Linked DNA regions of Homo sapiens: region 1 is linked to region 2. The links are chromatin loops, found by intact Hi-C in ENCODE. Cell type or tissue: mammary epithelial cell. All regions are shown on one strand.

Evidence for each region. Hi-C counts contacts between places; a loop is a spot of excess contacts. Peaks named below come from ENCODE experiments on the same cell type or tissue, not always from the same donor. Only the 100,000 strongest peaks of a DNase experiment are listed, where the experiment ranks them.
Region 1: it touches region 2 in a loop (3-fold over the local background); 4 of 110 quality-filtered maps call a loop at or near these places.

What each region holds. Positions count from the first base shown.
Region 1 is chr4:54,098,407-54,106,406 of GRCh38, forward strand. GSX2 (GS homeobox 2) reads left to right here and starts at 1,757. Exons shown (of 2, transcript NM_133267.3): 1 at 1,757-2,512; 2 at 3,176-4,092. The coding sequence starts at 1,939. The coding sequence ends at 3,516. RefSeq lists enhancers at 1,601-2,391, 2,392-3,183, 3,184-3,973, 4,805-5,580, 5,581-6,355. In mammary epithelial cell, no CTCF peak of the experiment used is centred here; no DNase peak of the experiment used is centred here; H3K4me3 peaks cover 1,260 bases; H3K27me3 peaks cover 2,396 bases.
Region 2 is chr4:54,161,726-54,169,725 of GRCh38, forward strand. No RefSeq gene overlaps it. Among named protein-coding and RNA genes, the nearest start is that of PDGFRA, 64 kb to the right of the region's middle. In mammary epithelial cell, a CTCF peak has its summit at 3,895; a DNase peak (open chromatin) is centred at 3,886; H3K27ac peaks cover 468 bases.

The DNA of each region.
Region 1 (8,000 bases), 63 kb before region 2:
CGGGCTGGGGTGAGCCTGAGCGTCTGCAGACCTTGTGGTACAAAAGTAGTTACAGCTGAGCTGCCCCATGTTAAGCCCTGAGACTCCTTAATTGTTGTCACAAGATGTTGGATTAGCACATTTCTGGAATAGCTGTCTGTTTACACTCCAGAGACCCACCGTCCACTAACCGCTTTCTAATTGAATTCTAATCACATTCAAATAGCTCAATAACCAGCCTCAGCTGCAATTCATAAAACTTTAATTGCCATCCATAAATCCTGGGCTCCCCAGAGCCGGGCATCCCTACAACCCAATTACACTTCTCTAGCAGGCAAGAGAGACTGTCACAGAGATGGAGAGGGGAAGACAGAGGATGGAAAGATAGAGCCGTGCCTCTAGCTAGTGCTCTCCTGGATTTGGGCACCTTGTTCTCTCAGGTGGAGGGAGTCCTGTCTCTAAGTTTCTTAGCACCATCATGAACTCAGGATTGAAGTTAGCTGCTCTGGAAAAAGGATCAGACTTCTAACTATTGCCCAACCACATGGCCCCAGCCCGCTTTTCTGCAGGGGGAAATGAAGAGAGAAAATGGCCACCTCTGCTGCCTTGCCTTCTCCGAAGATAAATAGTCCCAATAGTTTGGCAGCCACCCTCTCTCGGGCAGTAAGGGGTGTGCAAGACTTCCATGGACCAGAGAGAGTTCCCTTACAAAGCCACTTCTGCCAATCAGAGGCAAGATTCCCTGGATGGCTGAATCCTCTTCATCCTTTTTAGGTTCTTAAGATGCAGAGGAAAGAGTGCTTCCTGGTTAGCCTTGCTAAGCTGCCCATGATTGGTAAAAATGAGGGACAGGAAATCCTCAGACCCAGAGCGAAGGTCTATCTAATCCCTGCTGCGTCTTTAGGAGGGCTTGGTGTTTGAGGTCCTCCCTCCAAAATCTTCAGGATGGAGTTTGTAGGATTGCCCTGGAATGCCATGGTGTTACTACTTGGAGAAAGAAAAGGGTGACTCTTCAACATCTCTCTCTCTCTGCGGAAGTGGGAGGTGCCGATCAGAAAGGGAAACAAGGAAGGGTCGTTGGTCTGAGTGGCCCCAGGAGGGCCCCAAGTACAAAGACACTTCAGACCTTGTCGAACATCAGCATGAAAAGCTTGACGGTTTCTTAGCTGGGAGGCCTCACAGTTCTGCGCCGGACAGTCCTGAACTAACCACCTGAATGACCTCTGCCAAGTCCAAAAGCTGTGGACAGGGGTAGGTGTAACCGTGGCCAGAGCTGCGCTCAGGGACTGGACGACTGCCAGTCCGTCGCCCGCACAATCCTGCTCCAAACCGCAGGCCTCACACTTCACCGCGCCGCAGCCACCCCTACCACAGAGGAGCTGGAAACACTGAGCATTCCTATTAAATAAGCCTCCAAGTCCCCACCTGGTACGCTTTGCGGTGGGGCGTGGGGAAGAGTTGGGCTGCGGCCAGGGTAGCGAGAGGGGGTGGGATGGAGGATGCAGCGCTGTGATTTCTCAGTAAAGCGTGGAGAAAGAGGGGGAGGAGGCCGGCCTCCCCGGGAAATTAACAAAACCTACACTTTGCAAAGTCTCCCCCATCCCCCTCCCCCGAGTTCTTCCCCGCCGCGCGCCCGCCCCTCCTCGCGGCTTCTGTTGTGACTCGGGCAGCCTATCCCGAGGGTGCGGAGCTGCCGAGGAGCCTGAGCCGAGCGGTACTCCGCAGCATCACGTGCCAGGGTGGGGGGCTATAAAATACCCGAGCCGGGGCGCCGGGCGGGGGACGTGAGGACCAGCCCTCTCCGGGGACCCCTTTGTTCCCAGCCCAGACGCCAACACCTCTGCGTCCCCAAGGGCTTGACTGCCCGTGTCTGCGCGGCTCCCAGGGCAGAGCTTAGAACACTAGAGGAGAGGGGTCGCCGCGAACTGCCGGGGCTTCCAGCCACCCACCCCTCTCGACATGTCGCGCTCCTTCTATGTCGACTCGCTCATCATCAAGGACACCTCACGGCCTGCGCCCTCGCTGCCTGAACCGCACCCCGGGCCGGATTTCTTCATCCCGCTTGGCATGCCGCCCCCATTGGTGATGTCCGTGTCCGGCCCCGGCTGCCCGTCCCGCAAGAGCGGCGCGTTCTGCGTGTGCCCTCTCTGCGTCACTTCGCACCTGCACTCCTCTCGGGGGTCTGTGGGCGCCGGCAGCGGGGGCGCAGGGGCCGGGGTTACCGGGGCCGGAGGCAGTGGGGTGGCAGGGGCCGCAGGGGCACTGCCTCTGCTTAAGGGCCAGTTCTCTTCGGCTCCTGGGGACGCGCAGTTTTGCCCGCGGGTGAACCATGCGCATCATCACCACCACCCGCCGCAGCACCACCATCACCATCATCAGCCCCAGCAGCCTGGCTCGGCCGCGGCGGCGGCAGCAGCAGCAGCGGCGGCGGCGGCCGCGGCGGCCTTGGGGCACCCGCAGCACCACGCACCTGTCTGCACCGCCACCACCTACAACGTGGCGGACCCGCGGAGATTCCACTGCCTCACCATGGGTAGGGCGGGGTCTTGGGGCACCTGCGCTCCGCGCCTTTCGCGCTCCTGGAGCAAACTTTCCACCTCCAGTGGAGGAAGTGGGAGCCCGGGGACAGGGTGAAGAGAGAGGACGGGCTTTTAGTGTAACCGTAGAGTCAGCCACAGAAGTTCCACGAAAGTGGAAGTTAGTTTGCCAGCTTCTCCACTCAGCCTGGTGCGTTTTACTCCTAGTAGTAGGTGCTCGAGTATTGCCTTATTAATACTGGGGCCTTAGGGACCTCGAACGTCACGGCGGATAAACCAGAGGTTAACTGCTTGGGATTTGGGGTGGGTGTGTTTGAACCTGTGTGGCATCCCCGCGTCGGGGCGGCTAAAGCGTCTTGACGTTTTTGGCTAAGCCTGCGCGCTTCTCCGCTTGGCTCAAAGGGAGGCGATCAGATAGTGCAAGCCCCCATCCCTCTTTAATCCTGTGACTTCGCATCCTGCGCATCGAAGACCTTTATTTGCTTTGCACGTCTCTTTTCTTCCCCGCTAAGCAACCACGTGCCTTGAAATGGGAAAGGGATACAGATGTTCGGCTGGGCTTCCCCGGGTGGGTCCCTGAAATGCGTCCTGGTTAGCACATGGGGTGGGAGCACCTTGCCCGAGCCTTACCTCTCTACCCTCTCTTCGCCGGTCCGCAGGAGGCTCTGACGCCAGCCAGGTACCCAATGGCAAGAGGATGAGGACGGCGTTCACTAGCACGCAACTCCTGGAGCTGGAGAGAGAATTCTCTTCCAACATGTACCTGTCTCGACTCCGGAGGATTGAAATCGCCACTTACCTGAACCTGTCGGAGAAGCAGGTGAAAATCTGGTTTCAGAACCGCCGAGTGAAGCACAAGAAGGAGGGGAAGGGCACGCAGAGGAACAGTCACGCGGGCTGCAAGTGCGTCGGGAGCCAGGTGCACTACGCGCGCTCCGAGGATGAGGACTCCCTGTCGCCGGCCTCAGCCAACGATGACAAGGAGATTTCCCCCTTATGAGGGAGGGCCTCCTCCCTCACATCCCCCGCTCCTGGCAGACCAGGCAACGCCAAGGCGTGGGGCACCCAGGGGCCAGAATCCTTGCTCATTGCAGTGGTCCCATCTGGAGAAGAAACGAACCTGGAAGTTCTGGAATGGACAAGCCGGGACCTGACCCTTCGCGTCTCCTTCTTGACCTGTTTATCTAGGACTCCAACTTGAAGTTACAGATTTTTTTAAAAAATGTAAATAACCTATAATTCAACTCATTCTTGTCGTATAACAGAGGAAAAACAGGGTTGGTTTAAGTTTAACACTGTATGGGGTTTTTGAAAGCACATGTCAGTTCCCCATCCCTACTCTCTTTCAGAACTCGATAAGAACACAGGATTTATTGATTATTTTCTGTTGTCGTTTTCAAACAAAAACACCCAAGTTGAAAATAATTTAGAAAATTAGACCTTGTAGGTCTTGCTTTCTGAAATTTCGCCTGGGGAGAATTTAAAATCTAAGTCGCTGGAAGTCCCTTTGTATGTGAATAGGTTTATATAAAATTTATATTTATATTTATTTAAATAAATGAAACAAAAACCAGAATTTTAAATCTGTGGTGTTTGCTCTCCCTATCTTCTCCTGCCCCCTCCTCCAATGTCTAGAGAAAGGCATATGCAGGAAAAAGCTGTCTGAGGAATTCGAGGAAAATGTTGAGTAAGAACTTGGTAATGTGGGTCTCTTGACTGAGGGAGTTTGTGGCTCAATGGGTTTTCTATGTAACAGAACTTTCGCCAAGGAGACACCTTTAGTCATGATGGCATCTACCAGGCAGTGCCTCTCCATCCTTAAAATAGGCAACCTCCTCACAGTTGATAGGACAAATCACTCCATTTGGAATGACACTGACCATTAACGACAGGTAAACCTTTATTTAGCAAGGAAGGGTAAAAATCCCCCATCTAGTTTTTGTTTTCTTCTTTCTACTTCCTCATTTCTCTCAGTACGAAAACTTGAATTATGTGAAGGAATTTGTAGAGTCAGAATAGTTTTAGGAAGAGCAACAATCCATCAAACAGGTCAGAAGCAAACAGTGGAAACTTAATAACGATGCTACAAGCAGAATTAGCGGGTTTCCCTCAATGTTAAGAAAACAAAAAGTCAGGGACAGGAAGTATTCTGTTCAAAGATTTATAATCTCACTTTTTCAAAGCAGCCCAGAGATGCCTTTAGAGCTTTGAGTTTTGGGGCTTTTTTTCCCGGTCACCCTAATATTCAGTTAATTTGGCTCCCTTCTAGTCCCTTCCAGCCCACCCCCCTTCCCATAGCCTAGCAGAATCACTTCCTTTAAGCCTGGTCCCAGAGAAGACTTATTTCTAGCTCTTCCCTCAGCAGGGCAACTGGCTCTCTCCTCAGTGCGGCCTGGGCTTGTTATCTTAGGGAGAGAAGTGAAGAAACTGGAAACAGGAAAACGAAGAGATCTCATTCCCTGCAAGCTGAGCCCCACTAATCCTCAACCGGTGTGATTTCTGATTAGGTTCTATAAAGACGCCACCCAATAGGTTCAAGCCACAGGAGTTAATGACAACACACATACACAAGGGCTTTAGGTCTGAGTTACTAGAGGCCGGTCGGACTGAACCTCACCAGGTACGGCTGGGGTTCTAAAACTGGACACGGTTTTCCCTGAGTGTTGTCTTTAGCGCGCGCGCGCGCGCGCACACACACACACACACACACACACACACACACACACACACACAGTAGGCTCAGAAGGAAAATCCCTCTTCGTTCCGTCAAGGGACATAGGGAGGAGGGCCCGCACTGTGTGAGGCTGAAAAGGGAGCTGCCGGCGCTTTGTGCAATGTGCTGAGCTCTGTCCTGCGCAGAGGTCCCAGACAGCCGGCTCACTACTGCCTGGCCTGGGAAGCTCAGGCCTCTGGATCTCTTTCCTCCTGTCTCTCACGCGCAGAGCTCCGGGCTCTTCGCCCTGCCCGCCACGAAAGGGAGGAGGCGCAGGCCGGCTGCCTTTCCAAAAGATTCTGTCTCCCTTCTTCCCAAGAAGCAGGCCTCTCCGCGCGCGAGAACAGAGGTGGGAGGACGGGAGTTTGCAGGCGCAAAGAACAGGAGTTTAAGCAGACTATTTCCACCAGGGGAAATAAGAAGCACAAAGAGCGCCTGCTGCAGCTCTTTGCGCTCTTGCCCAAAGCTAAGCTTCCTCTGGGCTGTGGGGAGACTCCTCTGGTCCCCGTTCCATCTACCCAGCCCGGCCCCTCTGGGGCTCAGCGCTTGGGTTTAGCCCTCCCCTATGTCCATGACTAGCCCCGATCACAGTCTCTTAAGCCTCTCCCGGCCCCCGGCTCCCAGGCCCTGCGGAGCCAAGCACTTGGAACACCAGGTACCGCGCGCGGTGGACCCAGCTCTGCCATGCCGCAGATAGCCGCAGTGCCAACCCTGTTTAGATGGTTTGGATCTGCTTGGATGGCCCCAGCCCCTCTTGCTTCGATCTTTGGGGAAGTTCCCTAGGGAAAGGAGAATAAACAAAGTATTTCTGCCCAGAGGCAAAAAAAAAAAAAAAAAAAAAAAAAAAAAAGCGTAGCGATACCTATTTAGATGTTGGGACACTCTCCATAGAAGAAAAGGTTCTCCAGGGTTCCCAGGGAGGTCTTCCTTCTAGGACATCCGATGCAAAGTGGACTCCTTTGGTCACTTTCAGAATGGAGTATGAGGTCTCCTACTATGCTAGAATAAGTTTTACATGTTTCCCTATCCCCACTCCTCAAAAAATATCAGTTGATGTTTTTGAAGTTTTCAAATCGGAATAATGCTTTGGTATTTTGGAGTCGGTCTGATTCTAAAGACCAACAGTTTCACTTTAGTTTAAGAGCATTTAAGCCAACCCTCAGAAACTCACATTCTCAGCTAAATAATCTTGATATCAAACACCCATTTAAGAGGAAAGTTTAAGATGTATGGGGTCACCCTTGACAATTTCTCTACCTGGGAAGCACTAGATACTAGTTTCCATTATGCCCCAATTGAAAAACAGAAACAGAACTATGTTCCCCCAGAGCATGACCTCTTAGAGAGGTCATGGAAAGAAAGAAAGAATGGAAAGAAAGAGAATGAAAATGAGAATGAGAATTAGAAAACAGGAACTTGCTCCACCAAGAGAAAATCAGTGGGTAGCACCCGCTGTGAGTGTGGTTGAGTCCATCTTTTTGAGAACAAGTCTCATGTTAGTTTTAAACAGGAAAAGAGCTGGGGGTGGAAGGCAGAGTGGAGAGCAGGAAGGATGACCTCTCACCCATGTGCCCTGGCCCAGCCCAGACATTCAGAGCATAGAGGAGGAACAGAGACTTTTCCCCTTCACTCTCCCACTCAGCCACCAACAAATGCCTAAGGCCAAGGGCCTGATACTGATAGCAAACTAGGCCAAAAGCAAAAGTGACCCAGTAGCCCATCCTTAGGGTGTCAGTGGGCCTGCATGATGGAGACACTGGTGCCCATAGACCTCTTTTCCTCTAGGGTCCTTATTCTGAAGTGGTCATCATAGCTCAGTCCCTTCCCCACTCCCCTAAAGAATATCTAATAATTTTAGGAGAGACAAAACACTTGGGGATGTGAAGTCTTTGATTTCTGACCTCCGCCTCCGTCTCCTCATTGCCAACCACCACCCCGCTAACCCACAACGCCCCACCAGTTCTGTCCAGTTATATCTGGTCAGGATTAGAAATGCAGTTTGCTTGGCACACTCTAACTGTGGTCAGACAATTGCCAGAAAGGTGGTGGTTCTAACTAAAAGCAGTCACAGAGGGCAACAGGGGCTTTGTATGTACATGTGTGTAGTGTGTGCATGCATGAGGCACATGTGTGTGTGAAAGAGACAGAGAGGGTCCTTTGATGGTGGTGATGTAGGTGGAAAAGAGTAATTTTTAACCAGGTTTTCTTTTTCTTTTTGTTTCCCACTTATACCTTTCCTGCAGGTTCCACTCGCTTTTAATGGCACTCCTTGAGAGATTTCTTTGAGGGAGATGGGGAGGTGCTCAGTGTTGGGTTGTGGGGAGGAAAAACAGTCTGAACATGGAGGGGAGACATGGAGAAGAGCTCTGGGGCATGATCTCAAGCCCAGCCTTACGGGTGTGAGAGAGGGGAGGAGAATGACACTCCAATAGAACCTATTTGCTAGAGGAAATCAAGTTTAAAGGAGCAATCACTCCTTTCAAAAGAGCTCCTCCCATCTTCTCCAAACACAGCCCAAAGCTGTCCTAGACGATGAATGCAGTTCAGTGCATCAAAGCAATTGTTCCTATTTTCATTATTCACAGGAAATCTTTGAATGTACCTGTTAAGGTGACAGACCTTTTAAAAGGGAACATTTTTTTCCATGCAATTAAATGGTGCATTTACTAGGCGTCTATTAACATAATTTAATATAAATCTATTTTATAAATCTTTAGGCTCACATTACTGAAAATTGAGCTTCTCTTAAAAAATGCCCACATCTCTTCCCT
Region 2 (8,000 bases):
GAGGCATGAGAATCACTTGAGCCTCGGAGGCAGAGGTTGCAGTGAGCCGAGATCGCGCCACTGCACTCCAGGAGCCTGTGCGACAGAGCAAGACTGTATCAAAATAAATAAATAAGTAAAGTAACTAAAAATAAATAAAAAGAAAAGAGGACTTCCTGAAGCTAAGAAAAATCAATTCTTAAAAGTTAATACAATTTTAAATTTGATTGCCAGTTTATTATAAGATGTTTTAATCAGATATTTTGCCAAAGTTAGAAAGGGCTAGGATCATGCCTGTAATCCGAACACTTTGGCAGCCCGAGGTGGGTGGATCACTTGAGGTCAGGAGTTTGAAACCAGCCTGGCCAACATGGTAAAACCCCATCTCTACTAAAAATACAAAAAAATTATCCAGGCATGGTCGTGGGCACCTGTATTCCCAGCTACTTGGGAGGCTGAGGCAGGAGAATCGTTTGAACCTGGGAGGCAGAGGTTGCAGTGAGCCGAGATTGTGCCACTTCACTCCAGCCTGGTTGACAGAGTGAGATGCCATCTCAAAAAAAGAAAAAAAAAAAAGAAAGAAAGAAAAGAAAATATAAAAACAGTTCATCCAGTAGAATGAGACATGGTGGATTAATTTTAGAGGACAGTTATGTCTAAGTGTAGATTTTCCACTGCAAAGACAGATGTATTAGTATTATCTCCAGATAATTAAGGAAATAGACAAAACAACTCAAACATACAAGTTCTAATGTTTTTATCACACAAACATATACGAATTTTGCCCTGTATTCTTGGAGAAACACAACCATTTTCTCCCTACAACTTGCTTCTCTAGCAATAGGATCTGCCAGAGAATACAGCTATGAGTATGTTTTCCAGGAAAAATTTGTTGTATTTTAAATTGACAATTTTTTCATCTTTTCATATGAAAGCCTTATTTGCTATTTATAGAGGCCTATTGTTTTAGCTGCCTACCTGGTTGGAGTGACAAAGAACCAGCTTTTCTTGCTGAAAACTGAACTAAACCATTTTAATACTCCTGCTTCCCTAGACAAACTTTTTCTAAATAAACATAATCATGGGTGCTGGGTGTTTTATTTTGTAATTAAAGCCTAAAATCATCCCTTGTCTTATATTCCTCTTCACATCTATACATATACTCATCCTTTTCTACCTCCCTCATGCACAGAACCACAAATTTACAACTGACTGAAATGAATATGTTTCATGATGTATTTATTTTTCTCTCCAAGTTCTGCAAGAAAAACTGTCTAGAAGCCAGTGACCATTAATAACTCCTTTCTTGCCAAGTAGCTACTGGTATTTGTTCAAAACATATTCATAGCTTGCCACTCTAACAACTTGGAAAGTAGTTTAAAATCACTACCATCCTTTTCCATCCCACAGCAATTTTGCATTTCAGTGCTTCACTGGACATCTCAGGAATAATCAATAGGACTCAGATTTTCCTCTTAACTTGTAGGGTAGAACTTTGATTGGTAGGGATGTCAAATCTTGGAAGGTTTGACTAAACCCCACTTCCTTCTCCTTCCCCTCAATGTGGGCATCCCTAAGACTCTGTCCTTTTCTTGCTCCTAATTTTCTTCCTCAGAGCTCTCACCTCTCCCGTGGGATCAATGATTCCTTTCATAAAGATGGTTGGTAGAACTATCATCTTACTATGTTTGTGTTCTTATATGTAACATTGTGTATTTTATATATAACATAAAATGTACTATTTTAGCCATTTTAAGCATACATTTCAGTGACATTATTGTGCAACCATCACCACCATCACACATCTCCAGAACTTTTATCTTCCCAAACTGAAACTCCATCCCATTAAACAGTAACTTCCCATTCCTTCCTTCTCCAAGCCCCTGGCAACCACCATTCCACTTTTTGACTCTATGATTTTTTTTTTTTTTTCAGATAAGGTCTCACTCTGTCACCTAGGCTGGAGGGCAGTGGCGTGATCTCAGTTCACTGCAACTTCTGCCTCCCGGATTCAAGTGATTCTCCTGCCTCAGCCTCCCAAGTAGTTGGGATTACAGGTGGGTACCACCATATCTGGCTAACTTTTGTATTTTTATTTTATTTATTTATTTATTTTTGAGATGGTGTCTCACTCGGTTGCCCAAGCTGGAGTGCAGTGGCATGATCTCGGCTCACTGCAACTTCCACCTCCCGAGTTCAAGTGATTTTCCTGCCTCAGCCTCCAGAGTAGCTGGGATTACAGGCGCCTGCCACCATGCCCTGCTAATTTTTATATTTTTAGTAGAGATGGAGTTTCATCATGTTGGCCAGGCTGATCTTGAATTCCTGACCTCAAGTGATCCGCACGTCTCGGCCTCCTAAAGTGCTGGGATTACAGGCGTGAGCCACTGTGCCTGGCCAAAGTTTCTTTTCTAACATCTCGTATAAAGACTTCTCTTCTAAGCTCCATCTCCACACTTCCAGCTGTAGTGGATACTTTTCTTAGTTGTGCTATGGCTGATCAGTCCTTCTGTATGAAACTCCTACTCCTCAGTAACTCAGGCTTAAGAAATATAAGGTAGCTTTTACTTTTCATCTCTTTTATTGTCATTATTCCAACTTAGACTCTTAATATTTTTACCTCTACCTCCAATTCATACTGTTCTATCTTGCTAAACTAAACTTAAAATATCTTCTGTCACTTTCCTTTCCAATACCCTCTAGCTTATTAAATAATTTCTAAAATTCTTAGCTAAATGTCAGAGGCCCTCTTGATCTATTCCTTACTCTTAGTTTGTTTGGAATACTATAACAAAATATCTTAGACTGGGTAAATTATAAATAAGAGAAACGTATTTTTCCACAGTTCTGAAGGCTGGGAAGTCCCCGATCAAGGCACTAGCAGATTTGAGTCTGGTAAAGGCTTACCCTCTGGTTCATAGATGACATCTCTTGCTGTGTCCTCACACGGTGGAAGGGGCAAACTCTGTGTCCTCACATGGCAGAAGGGCAAAAGTGGGAACAAATGCTGTGCCATCACATGGCAGAAGAGATGGAAAGGCCAGGAAGCTCTCTAATGGACTTGTAAAAGGCCATTATTAATTCCATTGTTTGAGAGTTAATCACTTTCCCAAATGCCCCACCTCTTAATACCACCACGATGAGGATTAATTTTTTTTTTTTTCAACCTGGAGTTTCACTCTTGTTGCCCAGGCTGGAGTACAATGGCACGATCTCAGCTCACTGCAACCTCTGCCTCCCGTTTCAAGCGATTCTCCTACCTCAGCCTCCCGAGTAGCTGGGATTACAGGTGCATGCCACCACGGCTGGCTAAGTTTTGTATTTTCAGTAGAGACAGGGGTCTCACCATGTTGGTCAAGCTGGTCATGAACTCCTGACCTCAAATGATTCACCTGCCTCAGCCTTGGAAAGTGTTGGGATTACAGGCATGAGCCACCGCACCCAGCCGGAGATTACATTTTGACATGAATTTTGGAGGGATGCAAATATTCAAACCACAGCACTAGCCGACATTTTTAGTTTCCATATCAGTTGATTAATCTCAACAGAGTCAACCATCCACTCCACTCCATCTGTATCTATTAAACTCATTAAATGCCTTGTGTTTTCCTGCCTGAATATCTTGGCCATGCGATTTCCTATATCTGGACAGCCTTTCTCTCTCTCTTCACTATCTCCTCCTACACATCTTCCTGTGGATTGCAGCACACACTGATGTCTCTCTTTTCTCTCTTTAGTAATTATTGTAAATCTCTCTTTTACTTCTTAGCAAATAACTGTCTTGGAATTATTTTTCCACTTTTCTATGTCTTAGTTTCCAGCTAGATTGTACATTCCTGGAGTCAGGGACTATGTCATTTACTTATTCATTCCATAGTGACTGAGTACCTCTGGAATGTTTTTGGCCCTCTGCTGGGGTTACAAATTGGTTTGTGGTGTGCTCACTGCTTTTAAGTTGCTCACATGGGGATATAGACACAAAGGCAAATTATTGCAATTCAATATGATAATGGCTTTAGTGGAGCCACAGACAGAAAAAGAATAGCTAACCTTACCTAGGGGAACTGAAAAGGGCTTATACTTGACATTTCCACATTGACCAATGATCCCCTAAAGAATCACATAAATTCCTTGTAGGTGATAACTCATGATTTTCACAATTGATTTTTCTGTCACTCTAGAGAAACCATTAGTCTTTTCATGAATTTGTCTGCAGTATTCACATGTGTGGATGTTTTTAAACTACCGAATGTTAGGAAAAATTGTCAGGCCCTAATGAATTAGAATTTTTTTTGCAATTCAAATTTACAATGGGTACATATAGACCCCTACCTTGAAGACGGTGTTCCAGGAGTCAGGAAATTGCTGCAGTACATGGTCTACTTCCCAAAGCCTGGATGATTGGTGAAGAATGGATGTCTGGAGAATAAAGTGATAGTATTCAAGGCCAGGCACAGTGGCTTATGCCTGTAATCCTAGCACTTTGGGTGATTCTCTTGAGCCCAGGAGTTCAAGACCAGCCTGGGCAACATGGTGAAACCTCATCTCTACAAAAAATACACACACACACACAAAATAGCCAGGGATGGTGGCATGTGCCTGTGATCCTAGCTACTTGGGAGGTTAAGGTGGGAGGATTGCTTGAGGCCAGGAGTTGGAGGCTGCAGTGAGCTATGATTGTTCACCGCACTCCAGCCTGAGTGACAAAAAGAGATCCTGTCTCAAAAAAAAAAATACATAAAAATAAATACATAAAATAAAAATAGAATAAAAAGAGGATACTATTCAGGTAACACCCAGTACTCAAAAGAAAAGATGGTAAAACTTTTAAAGATTATGTTATTTTTGATGGGGGGACGTGTCTTAGTGCATTCCTGCTGCTGTAATAAAATGCCACAGACTGAGTAATTATAAATATTAGAAATTTATTTCTCCTAGTTTTGGAGACTGGGGAGTCCAAGTTCAAGGCTCAGACACATTTGGTGTCTGGTGGGGACCCACTGTCTGTTTCCAAGATAGCGCCTTGTTGCTATATCCTCCAGAGAGGATGAACGCTATGTTCTTACCTGGTGGAAAGGATTGTAGGATAAAAGAGACTAAGATGCTGTCTTCAACCTTTTTTATAAGAACACTAATCTCATTCCTAAGGATGGAGTGCTTATGACTTAATTGCTTCCCAAAAGGCCCCCACCTCTTACTGTTATCACATTGGGTGTTAGGTTCCAACATGAATTTTGGAGAAAAACACACATTCAAATCATAGGCAAGTGGGAATCTTATATGTAGATATTTTCATTTCTCTTCCCTTCTCATAAGGTCCATACCTCAAAGCCTGCTGGATGTCGCTGATTTCATGTGTTAAAGAAGGAAAACCCTTTCCTGCCTCTGAGGACTTTTGCCTAGAGTTCAGTTAATTAGGAAAGGGGAAAAACTAGTCTTGAGAATCTGCCCCTAATGGGATGACATCCCAGCTCTTTAACGCTGCATCTATGATATTCCTCACCTGTACATCCAGTTAAATGAGACCATTTATTGCTTTATTCAACAGTTACTTGTTGAAGGTCTATTGTCTGCCAGAGGCTCAGAGTAAATCACTGTTAGTCCATTTGTGCTGCTATAACAAAATATCCAAAACTAGGTAATTTATAAACAAGAGAAATTTATTTCTTACAGTTCTAGAGGCTGAGAAGTCCAAGATTAAGGTGCTGGCAGGGTCAGTGCCTGGCGAGGGCTGCTCTCTGCTTTCGGATGGTGCCTTGTTGCCGTATCTTCCAGAGGGGATGAATACCATGTCTGCACATGGTGGAAGGACAAAAAAGGGGCTCTGCAACTCACTTGAGCTTTTTTTATAAGGAGATTTATCCTATTCATAGAGCCCTCATGACCTAATCACCTCCCCAAAGCCCCACCTCTTTTTTTTTTTTTTGAGACAGGGTCTCATTCTGTCAACCAGGCTGGAATGCAGTGGCATGATCATGGCTCACCGCAGTCTCAAACCGAAACGATCCTCTTACCTCAATTTCCTGAGTAGCTGGGACTACAGATGTGCACCATTATACCTGGCTAATTTAAAAAAATTGTTTTTGTAGAGATGGGGGTCTCACTATGTTGCCCAGGCTGGTCTTGAACTCCTGGGCTCAAGCAAACCTTCCACCTTGGCCTCCCAAAAAATGCTGGAATTACTGGCATGTGCCACCAAGCCTGGCCCAAGCCCCACCTATTGATGTCATTGCCTTAGGGGTTAAGTTCCAACATGAATTTTGGAGGGACACATTCAAACCATAGCAATCACAGGAATGGTGTTTACCTTTTTGGAGCCGACACAGATAAAATAGAGTCACAAACAAGAATTAATTAGAAACAGTGATAGGTTTTATCAAGGAAGCACAAATGTCAGCAACAGAGAAAAATTAGGTAGGACTCTCTGTGTTTGCCCAGAGAAGTGTGTTCCAAGGAGGTGACATTAAAGTTGGCAGAAAGATGAGGAAGAGCCAGGCAGCCTTAGAGTAGAGGGAGTGTCCCAGGAAAGAGAGAACTGTGTGTATGAGAGGGTCCCAGGATGGGGGGACAGGGAGAGAGGAGGGCTGGAGAGCACTAACCCCATCTAACTGGCAGGGATATGACATGGGAGTTAAAGAGTACAGACTCAGGAACCAGATTGACCTGGTTCAAGTCTCCACTCTGCCTCTGCTAACGCTGTGATTTCATGTAAGCTTCGAGTTCAATTTTTCAGTTGTCTCATCTATAAAATGGAGGTTAAACATAATACTTGTCTCATAGGGTTTCAGGAGAAGCCATAAACCCACTTTTTAACATGAACTCTCCCAATTTTTAAATTTTGGTCACTTATTTGGAAAGATTAAAAAAAAAAAAACTGAGTAAATTGACAGGGCCCAGTGGCTCACGCCTGTAATCTCAGCACTTTGGGAGGCAGAGGCGGGTGGATCCCTTGAGTTCAAGAGTTCAAGAGTTCAAGATTAGCCTGGGTGGCCAGGCGTCGTGGCTCACGCCTGTAATCCCGGCACTTTGGGAGGCCAAGGCAGGCAGATCATGAGGTCAGGACCTGCCTGGCCAGCATGGTGAAACCCCATCTCTACTAAAGGTACAAAAAACTAGCCGGGCGTGGTGGTGTGCACCAGTAATCCCAGCTACTCGGGAGGCTGAGGCAGGAGAATCAGTTGAACCTGGGGTGACAGGGCAAGACTCCACCTCAAAAAAAAAAAAATTAGCCTGGGCTACATGGCAAAACCCCGTCTCTACAAAAAATACAGAAATTAGCCAGGTGTGGTGGCATGTGTCTGTGGCTGCAGCTACTTGGGAGGATGAGGTGGGAGGATTGCTTGAGCCGGAAAGGTTGAGGCTGCAGTAAGCTATGATGGCGCCACTGCACTCAAGCATGGGTGACAGAGTGAGACCCTGCCTTGAAAAAAAACAAAAACAAAAAAACCCAAACTGAGTATTTAACTCCATTTGTGAACTCTTTATGACTTGGGGGGGGTCACTAGTTTACAGTCTTTTATTTGGTGCCTCATATGGCCCATAGTTTGGATTTTTTCCCTCAAGTTTTATGGGAATTCATTGAGATGACATAATCTGACCTATGTTTTAAAGATGATGTGACTGCAGACCAGAAAATGGATTAGAGAGGGCAACGGGGAAGCAGTAAGACTGTTAAGACTTGGATGCAATTTCTAGAATGACCCTAGAATGCTTTAATGACTCAGCTCAGCTGTTTAGTTACTTCCTTTTCCATTTGCTCCCATCCCTAAACTCCCGTTAGTCCAGAGTCATTCTGAGACTTTCTTAAGGCTTCATCCATTTACATTTGGAAGCCTCTGCCCATATTATCTATGTATTTGTTCATTCATCCATTCATTCAACAGACACTTACTTAGTATTTTTCTCTGTGCCAGGTACTGTTCACTGTTCTAAGCACTTGACATTTACTTCTCACAGTCTTCTAGAGGTAGGTATTATTATTACCCTTTTTTTTTTTTTTTTCTGAGACAGAGTCTTGCTCT